2 separate regions of the Homo sapiens genome follow, and region 1 is linked to region 2. A link is a loop called in an ENCODE intact Hi-C map of the cell type or tissue named here. Cell type or tissue: PC-3. All regions are shown on one strand. Each heading gives the region's core, and the rest is flanking DNA. Links, peaks and the distances in the headings are about the cores only. Region 1 has its middle 18 kb from the start of NEBL-AS1. Region 2 has its middle 39 kb from the start of NEBL-AS1.

Region 1 (6,599 bases), core at 717-5,716, 57 kb before region 2:
ATTTATGTTTTTAGAAAACACCCTAAGTAGGGTTAATTTTATGGCTGTCACTCAAGTTGAGCTAGGTGTATTTCCTCCTTTATTATCATTTGCTGTTTCTTCCTTGTGGTTTAGTCTTGTTGAGTGATGTCTCTCCAAAAATTTGAAGATCTTCCTTTCATAAGGATGACTGTATCTACTGACATTTCTAGGGTGACTGCTTGGATTGATTTGACAGTCATCTAGATAGGAGAAAGGAGGGTTGACAGGGCTAGGAAATTATCTAATTTTATTAGTTAATAATTTGTGAAATTCTAAAATGTACTTAGAAGTGGGAGTCGTTTCAATGACTCCCGTGCACTTCTCTCCTGTGTCCCATTCGTGTTCAAGTTCTCTCTATCCAGTCTGGCTTTGATCACCTCTTGAATCTGTCCCCACTACAGGTGCCTTATACAAACAGTACCCATTTTTCCCTTGATCTACATCATTAGCTTCCTTTCTGATTTCCCTGAAGTGAGTCATGTCAGATTACATCTGACTACATAGCTCTGTGTATTAGTATTTTTTTGCGGCAGGGGGTGGGGGTCAGGGCGGCGGGGCGAGGGGTAGCAAATGATTGAAAACTTGAACCAAAGTAGCTTATGCAAAACTGAAAGGAATTTGTTGGCTGATGTAATTGGATTGTGCAGGACAGATCTGGGGAGAGGCTCTGTGTGGCCTCAAAGTACGGGTATAGGACTTCCCTTTCTCTATTCTTGGCTCCACTCCCAGGACAGCTGCTGGCCCATATAGTGGCTTTGTGAGACTTAGAAAAAGGTGCCCTTCCCTTAAGTAAACAACATTTAAGTGAGTACACTGTATTTCTCATAATAACAAAGATTACAAAATAATTCTTTAAAGGTGATCAGTTATTGAACTTGAGGTCATAAAAATTAGTAATTAGTTCCAAATGAACAGTTAGATAGTCAAAGTCTCTATGATTTAATGATTTGTTGTTAAACAGTTACGTGGCTTGCTTTTGGTATCAATGCTTACTTCAATAACTTTTTTTCTATTAAAAAAAGAGTTGCTAGACTTGACAGTATTTATTGTAACTTTGTAGAATCTAAATATTTTAAAATACACTTAAGGCTGGGGGCAGTGGCTCACACTTATAATCCCAGTACTTTGGGAAGCTGAGGGGGAAGTATCACTTGGGGCCAGAAGTTCGAGACCAGCCTTGGTAAAATATTGAAATCCCATCTCTATTAAAAAAAAAATTAGCCAGGCATGGTGGTGCATGCCTATAGTCTCAGCTACTCAGGAGTCTGAGGAGGGAGGATCACTTGAGCCCAGGAGTTCGAGACTGCAGTAAGCTATGATCACGGTACTGTACTCTAGCTTGGGCAACAGAGCAAGACCTTGTCTCAAAAAATAATAAATAAATTTTAAAAATACATTTTAGTTTTGGGAAGCTACATTCTTCAATGGGAGAAATATCATGATAGTATTTTATCTTTGAATTTGCAACATTTAAAAATAATATGCATGTGAAAAGATGCTGGATTTCAACAGCAGATAATTCTTGTGCTGAAGAAATCTCCACAACAACAAATAAACATGGCTACACTGTAAGTGACAGTCCATTACGGGCTTCCTTACAAGACTGTATAAAGAATCAAGGGCACAATGCAAGGAAAATATATGGTACTGTGCTTGAGTAAGCCCTCAATCAATATCAGCTATAATTATTATCAATTATTACTCAAAATGAGGTTGTGGAATTCATACCTTTTTCTCCCTTTGTCCTTCTGTTGCTCAGTGGTTGCTCTAGAATTTCTATAGAGGAGGGCTTTGGACAAGCAATCTGGTTGGAAGGAGCTCTGTAGGACTTGGCTTGAAATAGTGTTTGTACAGCTAGTGTAGCCCTTAAAACTTGGATTGTATCATCCAAGCGTGGGTGATGAAGGGATAGATAATGGTGATTTCAGTGGGGATGGGTTTTGAAGCTTCCCCAACTCATCACTCCTGCACCCCTGCTGGTTTCCGACCATTTCAGGCTTTTGGCTCTGGCTCTCAAATTTCTTTGCAGCCACCAATAATCAACTTTCTGTCCAGTTCCAGCTACTAGCTGTGTGAGCTCAGATCTCTGGCTTCCTTGAATCTCTTGGCTGCTGTAGCTTCCAGGTCTCCAGGTGCTCACCCACGTCTTCCCCCATATTTCTACCTTCTCTCTCCCATTCTTCCTCCCTGTCAGCCTTCCACTCCACCCCATCCCTGTGATTGGGTTGCTACATCCTGGGAGCATTGGGAGCTTGTTCAGTGCATTTGAACACGCTCTTCCCTCTGTCTGCAGTGCTCTGTTCCCTCCTGACTGCCCAGCAAACTTCTTATCGCTGAACATTCAACATCGAGTCAGTCCTGGAGATTTTCCACCTCTGGAATAAAGTGTGCCTTCGGAGTCAGTCTTTCTAGGGACTCTCATCACGTCATTGGTATTCAAGGTGTTTGTATATTTTTTTATGTTTCATTGTTTTTAGACTGTGAGCATCTTGAAGTCAGAAATTGTGTCCTCTTTTTTTTTTTTTTGAGGCCTGTCACCCAGGCTGGAGTGCAAGGCATGATCTTGGCTTACTGTGACCTCTGCCTCCTGGGTTCAAGCAATTCTCCTGCCTCAGCCCCCCTCGTAGCTGGGATTACAGGCACGCACCACCATGCCCAGCTAATTTTTGTATTTTTAGTAGAGATGGGGTTTCACCATATTGGCCAGGCTGGTCTCGAACTCCTGAACTCAAGTGATCCACCCGCCTTGGCCTCCCAAATTGCTGGGATTACAGGTGTGAGCCACAACGCCTGGCCAGAAATTGTACCCTCTTATTTTATTCCTGATGTTTATCACAATGACTGGCATTTAAAAAAAAATGTCTATTGGCCGGGCGCGGTGGCTCACACCTGTAATCCCAGCATTTTGGGAGGCCAAGGCAGGCAGATCATGAGGTCAGGAGATTGAGACCATCCTGGCTAACAAGGTGAAACCCCATCTCTACTAAAATTATAAAAAAATTAGCCAGGCGTGGTGGTGGGTGCCTGTAGTCCCAGCTACTCAGGAGGCTGAGGCAGGAGAATGGTGTGAACCCAGGAGGCAGAACTTGCAGTAAGCCGAGATCGTGCCACTGCACCCCAGCCTGGGTGACAGAGAGAGACTCCATCTCAAAAAAAAAAAGAAAAAAAAAGTCTATCAAATTAGGAGAGGGAATGAGTGAATGAATGAATGAAGTGTCTAGAAATTGCATTGCCTAGAAGAGTTTATCTACTAAGAAGCAGATTTTTTGAGAACCTGGGAATGATGGATTACCCATAAGATACCCTCTACTGAGTAGGTCATTAAAGAAACAAAAACCTTGGGACCCCTTTGAGAAGAGCAATCAATAACCCTTTAATACTCCTGCTAAGCCTGTAAAAGAGATATTCTAAAAACTTTGTTTTACAGATATTTGACTGTCATTCTTTCATGCCTCCCACTGTCTCTAGGTCTCCTGCATCATTTCTAGTTTTAGAAGTTGGGGAAGCTTTTGATCATCAAATGCTTTGTGGGAAAGCATGTCATATTTACAAAGGGAGGGGCTGGGAAAATGATTCTGAAATTGATGAGATTTGGTTTTTGATAAGAGTGACTCACCATATAGAATGCCTTCAGCTAAAAGCAACAATATTGTTATAATGTACCTATTGTTAAAGCCTTTGGGCGTGTGGTCAAATAATTACATAATGGAATCACAGAAGCCAGTAGCAAATGCTGGTTTCACTCTTTCCTTCTGAATAGGCCTAGCAAAGTAACAACAAACTCAGGTGTTGTCCTGGCAATACGATAGGACATTCCAAAGATAAGAACTTCCATTGATAGGAAAAATTTTGACTCTGACTTCCTAACCTGGTATCCATGTACTATAAAGAAGGCTCAGCTCATCCTAATATCGAACGGTGGGTGAGAATTCAACTCCAAAGCCAGATGGTCTGGATGAAAATCCAGATTCTTGCCTTACTAGTTATGTGATCTTGGGCAAGTTACTTATACACTGTGTGCCTCATTTTCCTCATCTATAAAATGGGGTTATCATAATACTAGTAGGGTTATTGTGAGGCATAGTCAATGCATGTGGAGTGCTTAGATTACTGCTGGCATATCATAAGCTCCTAGGAGTGTTCATTAAAACTATATCAGATTTAAGAGTACTTGGGGGTGAGATCCCAGGTGGGAAATTGGCAAATTGAGTAAGAACACCTGTGGATGCTCCTAAGCCCAACACAGAACATATTGTATATGAAACTGTATCCCTTTATTCTAAGTAGTTTAAGGTTCCTCCATCAATAAAAAATACTTCAGGCATTATTAATTATAAATGGGGGAACACTTCTAAAGGAACAAATGAACAGAAAGCAATGCCTAGTTCCTTTCTGGAAATGTTCTATTCTTGGTCCTCAGAGAGAGGAGGAAGATGAATTATAAGAAGGTAATTTGGAAGCCCTCAGATATTACTTACCTCAAACAATAAAATACAGTTGGTTAATAAAAAGGACAAATCTATTACATAGCTTTATGTACTTGCTGGTTAAATTAGCATTTTGTTTTATTCTACAAGCATAATAATCATTTTTCTGTGTTCTACAAGGACATTTCAATATCAGGAAGAGTTTGGATCTCTAGATCTTGTATTCTTAATAAATCTATTCTTAATGATCCTTTAAATGTTTGGTATAAGCAGATTATAACACCCAAGTTGCATTAAGAGATTAATTGCATTGTATAATTCACTTCTAATAATCAACAAGTAGAGCATCTACTTTAAATTATCCTTGGACGATTCTGCCTTCCAAGTTCTTATTAACTACTCAGAGATGTACCAGATCCAGGATGGTTTTTTGGTTGTTTTTTAATTAGAGACAGAGTCTCGCTCTGTCGCACAGGCTGGAGTGCAGTGGTTCAATCATAGCTCAATGTAGCCTCTACCTCCCAGGCTCAAGCAATTCTCCTGCTTCAGTCTCCTGAGTAGCTGGGACTAAGGCATGCACCACCATGCCTGGATAATTAAACATTTTTTTTTTTTGTAGGCACAGGGTCTTGTTATATTGCCCAGGCTGGTCTCAAACTCCTGTCCTGAAGTGATCCTCCCACCTTGGCTTCTCAAAGCATTGGGATTACAGACGTAAGCCACTAGGCCTGGCCTAATCCAGGATCTTGTGTTGTCTTTTCAGTCAATTAATAACCACATATTGAGTGCCTATAATATGTCAAGTTTTGTGCTCGGGTAGCAAGATGAATTATCCATGATATCCTAGCACTTGAAGAATTTATAATTTATTAGGGGAGACCGATTCCTTCTTGCCCTGAAGCAAAAAGGCCACTTTAATCCAAAACACCTCAATTCTGGGATGATGTCTGAAATTCTGAAACATTTCAACAGAGTCATTGAATTGAAGCTGTTATTTTGCATCAGTCAGAGATGAGATGCTGTGATGCCCAGAAGGATTCTGAGCAGGGGAGCAGAATGAGAAAAATGGACACTTTAGAAAACCTTTCCAAATTGTTGGATTAGTTTCTCAGACCTCCCTTAACAGATTACCGTAAATGTGGTTGCTTAAAACAACAGAAGGCTGGGCCAGGCGCGGTGGCTCATGCCTGTAATTCCAGCACTTTGGGGGGCCGAGGTGGGCAGATCACGAGGTCAGGAGATCAAGACCATCCTGGCTAACACAGTGAGACCCCCGTCTCTACTGAAAAATACAAAAAAATTAGCTGGGCGCGGTGGCGGGCGCCTGTAGTCCCAGCTACTCGGGAGGCTGAGGCAGGAGACTGGCGGGAACCCGGGAGGCAGAGTTTGCAGTGAGCAGAGATCGTGCCCCTGCACTCCAGCCTGGGAGACAGAGTGAGACTCCATCTCAAAAAAATAAAAAAACCAAAACCAAAAAAAAGCAACAACAGAAAGCTGGTCTTCCATGGTTCTGGAGGGGAAAAGTCTGAAATCAAGGTGTCTGGATACTCTGGGGGAGAACCCATTCTTTGCTTTTTCCAGCTTCTGGTGGCTGTCAGCATTCCTTGGCTTGTGGTTGCATCACTCCAGTCTCTACCTGTGTGGTCACATTGCCTCCTCCTCTGTGTCTCCTCCTCTTCTGCCTGTCTTAAATCTCCTTTTGCCTTTCTCTTATGAGGACCCTTGCCATTTGATTTAGGGCCCACCCAGATAATACAGGGTGATCTCCTTACCCCAAGATACTTAATTAAATCTGCAGAGACCCTTTTTATGAATAAGGTACCATTCCATAAATGTTGGGGATTAGGACATTGACATACTTTTTGGGGGCCACCATTCAATCTACTATAGTTATTTTACAGTATGTATATTTCCAATATTTTTATTTAAAAAATCTTCAGAAAAATCTTATATATATTGTAGGTGACAAAGTATGTCCCCTAAAACAATAGTAATTTTCATCCACTCTATTTCTTCATTTATGTGGATAATTAAGAATTCACAGCCGAACGTGGTAGCTCACACCTGTAATCCCAGCACTTTGGGAGGCTGAGGTTGGTGGATCACCTGAGCTCAGGAGTTCGAGACCAGCCTGGCCGACGTGATGAAACC
Region 2 (6,599 bases), core at 692-5,691:
TTTTAGCTGTGTGACTCTGGGCAAGTTACCAAACCTCTCGGAGCCTCCTGTGGGTACCTTGCAGGGTTGTCATGAGGATTAGGCTGATTTTGGAACACATAACATAGCACCTGGAGTATAGTTTTTTTAAAATAATGTTTATTATTCACACTTCCCATTTTTGTCGTGTTTCTGTCCTCATCCATTGCTTCTGGTCTTCCTCACCTCTCCCGATGACATTTTATTGAACCCTGACCCCTCTTTTTGTTTCTCTAATAGCTGTGCATTGCCTCTATTCATTATATATTTCTTCTAGCTTGTAATCATGGTAGAGGCAAAGTGGACAGTCCATTTATTATAAAGATTTCTTCCCTCTGTCTCCTGGGAGAGCCCCTCAGTTGTACCTTCTGGGCTTCTTTGTGTTGAGCTTGGTGGGAATCCATAAGCCATCATTCCGCTCCACCTCAGAGGCCATTCCTTGGATGCATCTGTTTCTCCTTGATCTTGGAAATTTCCAGTGGAACATGCACACATTTTGCAGTGTTTACGGTGAGTTGGGACAGTGCTGTCCGTTGTCCCAATAATATAAGACTGTTTTGGTTTCTACTGTTTTCGGAAGCCAGATTCATGCTCCCTCCTACCTTGTTCTTTAGGGTTATAGATATCATTACCCTCTAGGTGGAGGACTTGGCAAGGAGGAGTTGACCACTGACCATTGGAAATCTCGATACCCACCATTCGCAGCATGCTGGGCTCCTCTCCATCCACTTCCAGTTCCTTCCTTTCTTCCTTTCCATTCCCTTCCCTTCCCTTCCCTTCCCTTTCCTTTTTTTTTTTTTCAGGGTCTTGCTCTGTCACCCAGGCTGGAGTGCAGTGGTGTGATCCCAGTCTCCCAGGCTTAAGTGATACTTCTACCTCTGCCTCCCGAGAAGCTGAGATCACAAGCACATACCATAATGCTCAGCTGGTTTAGTTTTATTTTTTTTGTAGAGATGGCAGAGGGGTCTCACTATGTTGCCCAGGCTGGTTTCAAACTGCTGGCCTGAAGCAATCCTTCTGCTTCAGCCTCCCAAAGTGCTGGGATTACAGTCATGAGCCACCATGCCTGGCTCACTTCCAGTTTCACTTAGCTTAGGTTGTGCCACCTATCAGAAGTGGCCAAGGAGGTAGTAACCTCAGTGACCAAGACCTTGAGTGGATTTCAAAGACTGAAAACCTAATGGGGCAGCAGTAGCCGTAGTGTTCTTAGACACGGAGCAGGAGCAAACTGGAATAATTCTACAGATGTCTACTTGCCCAGGGCAAAACCAGATTGGTCCTGACTGATGTTTTCTCAGTTTTTCAGAGTTATAAATGAACACCAAGGCTATACGAACAGTTAACAATGAAGACTAAGCATGCAAGAATAGCTGTGGCTAACTGAATACCGCAGTTGTTTGGATGGATATTTGTTATATACAGACTCTTATAATGCCAATTACTATTAAGTACCAGATGCCAGATACTTTGAAAAAATATATTTCTTTGGATTTTAACAACCCTTTGAGACAAATATTCTAATTATCTCCACTTTTACAAGTAAAAGGTTAAATTCATTGTCCAGAGTCACATGGCCAGTAAGTGATAGAGTCAGGACTAAGACCCATATCTACCTAAGACCAACGACCATGCTTTAATCACTTCCCTGTAGACAAATGGCATAAGGAATTTTCTAACAACTAACTTAGTGGGATTTTTCCTTGCCAAATTAAGAAAATGCTATGCCAGTCAGGGAAGTCACCAGAAAGCACTGATTTAAAGAAGAACCTATCAACTCCAAAAATATTGTCTCTAGATGTCCATTAATTCTACCAATCCATGACTCATTGGGGGCAATAAGCAACTCCTCCATCCAGAGACGAGTAAGAAGTTATGTCAGTCATTTTGCTCTAGATAGGAATTAATTTACCCAGATTGCTTTCCTAACAGCAAACTGCAATGTACTGTGTGAATAAAATATTTGCTGGTTTGGGAAGGAGAAAGTGGAGGTGGTTTTGGAACATGGAGACCCTTTAGAGTAGGGTAGGCTTTGGCGAGCTTTGTCCAGCCGTAGGGTAGAAAGCATAGAGGAAGGCAAAAGGGAACTTGGAAGGCTGAAATAGGACAGGGATACAGAAGGAGAGGTGGGGAAGCTCCAAAGACAAGTTCACCTCTCTCCTGCTTTTGCTGACTCTGAGGATTCTTGTTGGTGGGTGATGAGGGTGAGGGTTTGAAATAAGAAGTAAAAAGGGCTGGGCATGGTGGCCCATGCCTGTTATCTCAGCCCTTTGGGAGGCTGAGGTGAGAGGATCGCTTGGACCCAGAAGTTTGAAACTGCAGCGAGCTGTGATGGTGCCACTGCACTCCAGGCTGGGCAAGAGAGTGAGACCCTGTCTTTAAACAACAACAAAAAAGTAGGAAGGAGAGCAGTCCTTGGATTTCAACAGTCGCCAGTTGTATTTGGGGCTTTCTTAAAAATGGAGATTTTGGAAATATATTACTAGAGAATTGGATCCAGCAAGTGTGGAGTGGACTGAGGAACTTGGATTGTATCAGTCTCACTAGGTGATCTTAATGCAGATGCCTTGAGGACCAAACTTGTGGAAAGTTTGGGTTAGAGTATCTTCCACTGGGCTGGTAGGCAAGTCTATACCCAACCCAGAATGTGATCCTGTGGCTTCTGTGAGGTTGGGGACTCCCTGGTTGAACAGCTGAAGGTGTTTGAATTGAAGAAGGGCTTCCTCTCTTTGAGAAATGTGCTTAATCAATCCAGGCAAAGCTTTTCAAGTTCCAGAAAGTTCTGCCTCAGGGATAGGCTGCCTTTTTCTTCCTTGCCTCTTAGCTAATTAATTTCTGGCTCCATCTCTCATCCTGGCCGGGTTTGAGGAGGAAGAGCTGGATTTCCAGCTGCACGGAGAGCCAAGAAAAGTAGGGTGACCACTGAAAATAGGACCTTCAGCACTGAGGCTGGGACAGTCCCAGACCCACTGGGATGGTGAGTCCCCTCCCTGTACAGAAGCCCATGTGGTGTAGACCCCTCACCAATTCTACTCAGCTACATAAAGGCTGTGCCATGATGTCCCAGGCCGGGGGAATCACTCACTGAGTAGATTTGGTGCACCCATAGGAGCTGTTTCTTTTTTCTTTAGCAGAAAAGCGCTTTTCAGTTTAGTTTCTTTGGCTTGTTTCCTGGAGTTGCAGGAGGCTGATTGTTGGCAGCGTCACCTGGCCTGAGAAGTAACTCCTCAGTGCTTCCTTTTTGTCAAATATTATGATGTCAAGCATCATTGCCAGATTTTTTTTTTTTTTATCTCCACTGAGGCTGTAACTAGCATGTAAGTTCACTGAGACTAGAGAAATTAGATCTTCAAACAGCCCTTTGGAGGATACGGATGGGGAAGTACCACACAAAGGAGTTAAGGGAGGACGGGCTGTCCTGTCAGCATTGGCCCTGTGGCCTCGCCCCACCCAGTGGCTTTACTATTAGCCTAGAGAGATTGTACTATATTCTTACTGTATTCAGTTTGGAAGAGGAAAATGTGTTTTCTTGAATGAGGAATGTCCCCAAGGTGGAGTTCAGGCTGTTTTCCTCTCAGCTTGAGCTCTGGGATGAAATAGGGCCTGTTACACACAAAGCTCTGTTTGAACTAAAATGACTCACAAGAGGTGTCCAGAGGAAATGAAAGAGTGTACTGGAACCTGGACAAACGTTGCCCTCGATGGAGGGTGGAGCGGGTGAATAATCGAGCTGAATAATCCCATGTCTGGTTTTTTAAAAAGGCATAAAATATTAAGTGTGTGTGATGTGTGTACATAGACCACAAACGGATTTTGAGAGGAATTCATAAGAGAAATTCTGAAAACTGTTTTAAGCACGGCAGCATTGCAGAGTAGCGTACCTTCCAGGGGAAGAGAACAATGTTCTTACAGATGAATGAATACTGATGTTTGTCAGAACTCAGTAATCACCCAAGACGTGATTTGATCCCAGAAGGTTTCCCCATCTAATTATATTGCGCATCTGCTAATATTAAAAGTAATTTGCAATTGCTAAACATACACTAATTGATGGAATAGTTGTGAGAGTAGGAAGGAAAATGTTCTAGAAGCTTTCTAACTGGATGGACATCACTTTTGAATGGAAACTTGTCCAAATCCGGAAAATTAGGGATCGACCGTGTAAAAGGTAGTCCTTGGAAGAAGACTTAAAGTTGCTTATAATGTGGGTTTACATGATTGAATAGTGTCTTCTAAAATTTAGGAAACATATGCAGAAAATTCTGGAAACAAATGAGACTAAGAGAATTAATCCTGCCCTCTGTCTTTAGCATTACAAAAGGTTTTTAACACTGTTGCTAAATGATCTGGAAACAAAAATACTGTAGAAAATAAGAATACATTGTCTTTATAAAGCAGCTTTGAGTCTAGGAGAGTAGGACATGACTTAATTCAACTGTAGTCTTATTTTCCAGTGGGATGGAAAATTTGGCACCTACTTAGATTTTTTTTTTTTTTCTTGAGATGGAGTCTCACTCTGTTGCCCAGGCTGGAGTGCAATGGCACAAGCTTGGCTCACTGCAACCTCTGCCTCTTGGGTTCAAGTGATTCTCCTGCCTCAGCCTCCTGAGTAGCTGGGACTACAGGCACGTGACACCATGCTTGGCTAATTTTTATATTTTTAGTAGAGACCAAATTTCACCATGTAGGCAGGCTGACCTCGAACTCCTGACATCCAGTGATCCGCCTACCTCAGCCTCCCAAAGTGCTGGGATTACAGGCGTAAGTAAGCCACTGTGCCCGGCCCTTTTAAGAATTTGCCTTTGGTAAATGTGTAGGTCTGTGGAAAACAAAACAGAGATTGACTTATACACAGGACAAAGATGACCATCAGCATCAAGTGGTTCCTAAGCTCCTTAAGGTTCTCGGATTTGAGGCAGCCACCTGGTAGAATCAGAGATGTCATCATGACAGCCACATCACCCAACCAAACCCTACACGGCTATTATTTTGAGACATAGGTTTCCTTGGAAACTATTCCCTTAGGATTGATATGATGGGATCTTTCCTGATAATAACAGCTAATATGTACTGGGTGTTCACAACGTGCCATATGCTGTTCTGAGTGCTTTGCCTTATATTCATTCACATAATCCTTCCAACTCTATGAAGATTCCCTATGTTTTCTCTTCTTAGTTTAAGATGGGGAGGATCTGATACACAGAAAAGAGAATAACTTGACTCAAAGGCACACAGCCTGTAGAATTAAGATGGAATCTGGCTTTGGGACTTGCTCTTCATCAACCCCTTATGGACTGCCCCACACTGATTGGGGAATCATAGAGAAATTGTAACAGGTCACATTTCACCCACAGTAAGGAGCCCCCTCCGCTAAGCCTGGCCTCCCAAGACACAGTACATTTTCCCTTTCGTGATTTAACTAGTAATTTCATTAGGTTAAAAACATCATCTCCTTTTCTTACCTTGAAGCCAGGACTTCTACTGAGGTAAATGGTGTGAGGGCTGCAGCTTCAAGAATCAAATTGAAAGTGTCACAAAAAGAAAGCTGGTAAAAGAGTAAAATTGGACTCCCACCTCACACACATACAAAATTAACTCAAAATGGGCTAAAGACTTAAATGTGAAAGCTAAAACACTCTAAGAGGAAAACAGAGTAAATCTTTGTGACTTTGGATTAGGCAGTGGTTTTATATATAATGCCAAAAAACACATGCAATAAAAGGAAATACAAATTAGACTTCATCAACATTTAAAAACACCTGTCCTTCAAGGACACTCTCAAGAAAGTGTAAAGACTACCCGTAGAATGTAAGAAAATATTTGCAGATCATTCTTCTGATAAAGAACTAGTACCCAGAATCTATAAAGAATGGTTACAACTCAGTTATTAAAAGACAAGTAACCCAATTAAAAATAGGCAACAGATTTGAATAGACATTTCTCCCAAGAAGATTCACGGTCAATAAACACATGAAAGAAGGCCTGGTATCATCACTCTTTAGGGAAATACAAATCAAAACCACAATGAGACACTTCATAACTCCTAGAATGGACATAGTGAAAAAGGTGGACAATAACAAATGTTGGTGAGAATGTGGACAAAATGGAACTCTCACACATCGCAGGTGGGAGTGTAAAATGGTGCAGCTACTTTAGAAAATAGCCTAGCATTTCCTCAAAATTTAAACAAAGAATTACCATATGATCCAGTAATTCTACTTCTTGGTATATATCCAAGGGAATTGAAAACATACATCCATACAAAACCTTGTACATGAATGTTCACAGAAGCATTATGCATAACAGCTAAAAAGTGGAAACAACCCAAATGTCCACTAATTGACGAGTAGATAAACAAAGTATGGCACATCTATACAATGGAACACCATTCACCCCTTAAAAGGAGTGAAGCACTGATCATGCTGTTAATATAACATGATGAATCCTGAAAACATTAAGCTAGATAAATCAGACACTAAAGGCCACATATGATATGATTCCATTTATATGAAATGTGCAGGACAGGCAAATCCATAGAAACAGAAAGTAGGTTAGCAGTTACCAGAGGTTCTTGGAGAATAGGG

The links. A loop is a pair of places that touch in the nucleus more often than their neighbours do. Peaks named below come from ENCODE experiments on the same cell type or tissue, not always from the same donor. Only the 100,000 strongest peaks of a DNase experiment are listed, where the experiment ranks them.
Region 1: a loop joins it to region 2, with 8 times the contacts of the local background. A loop is called at or near these places in 1 of 110 quality-filtered maps.

What each region holds. Positions count from the first base shown.
Region 1 is chr10:21,188,781-21,195,379 of GRCh38, reverse strand. It overlaps a transcript of NEBL not described here. Among named protein-coding and RNA genes, the nearest start is that of NEBL-AS1, 18 kb to the right of the region's middle. In PC-3, for the core only: no CTCF peak of the experiment used is centred there; a DNase peak (open chromatin) is centred at 3,649; H3K4me3 peaks cover 477 bases; H3K27ac peaks cover 2,055 bases.
Region 2 is chr10:21,132,142-21,138,740 of GRCh38, reverse strand. It overlaps a transcript of NEBL not described here. Among named protein-coding and RNA genes, the nearest start is that of NEBL-AS1, 39 kb to the left of the region's middle. In PC-3, for the core only: no CTCF peak of the experiment used is centred there; a DNase peak (open chromatin) is centred at 3,680; H3K4me3 peaks cover 1,499 bases; H3K27ac peaks cover 2,611 bases.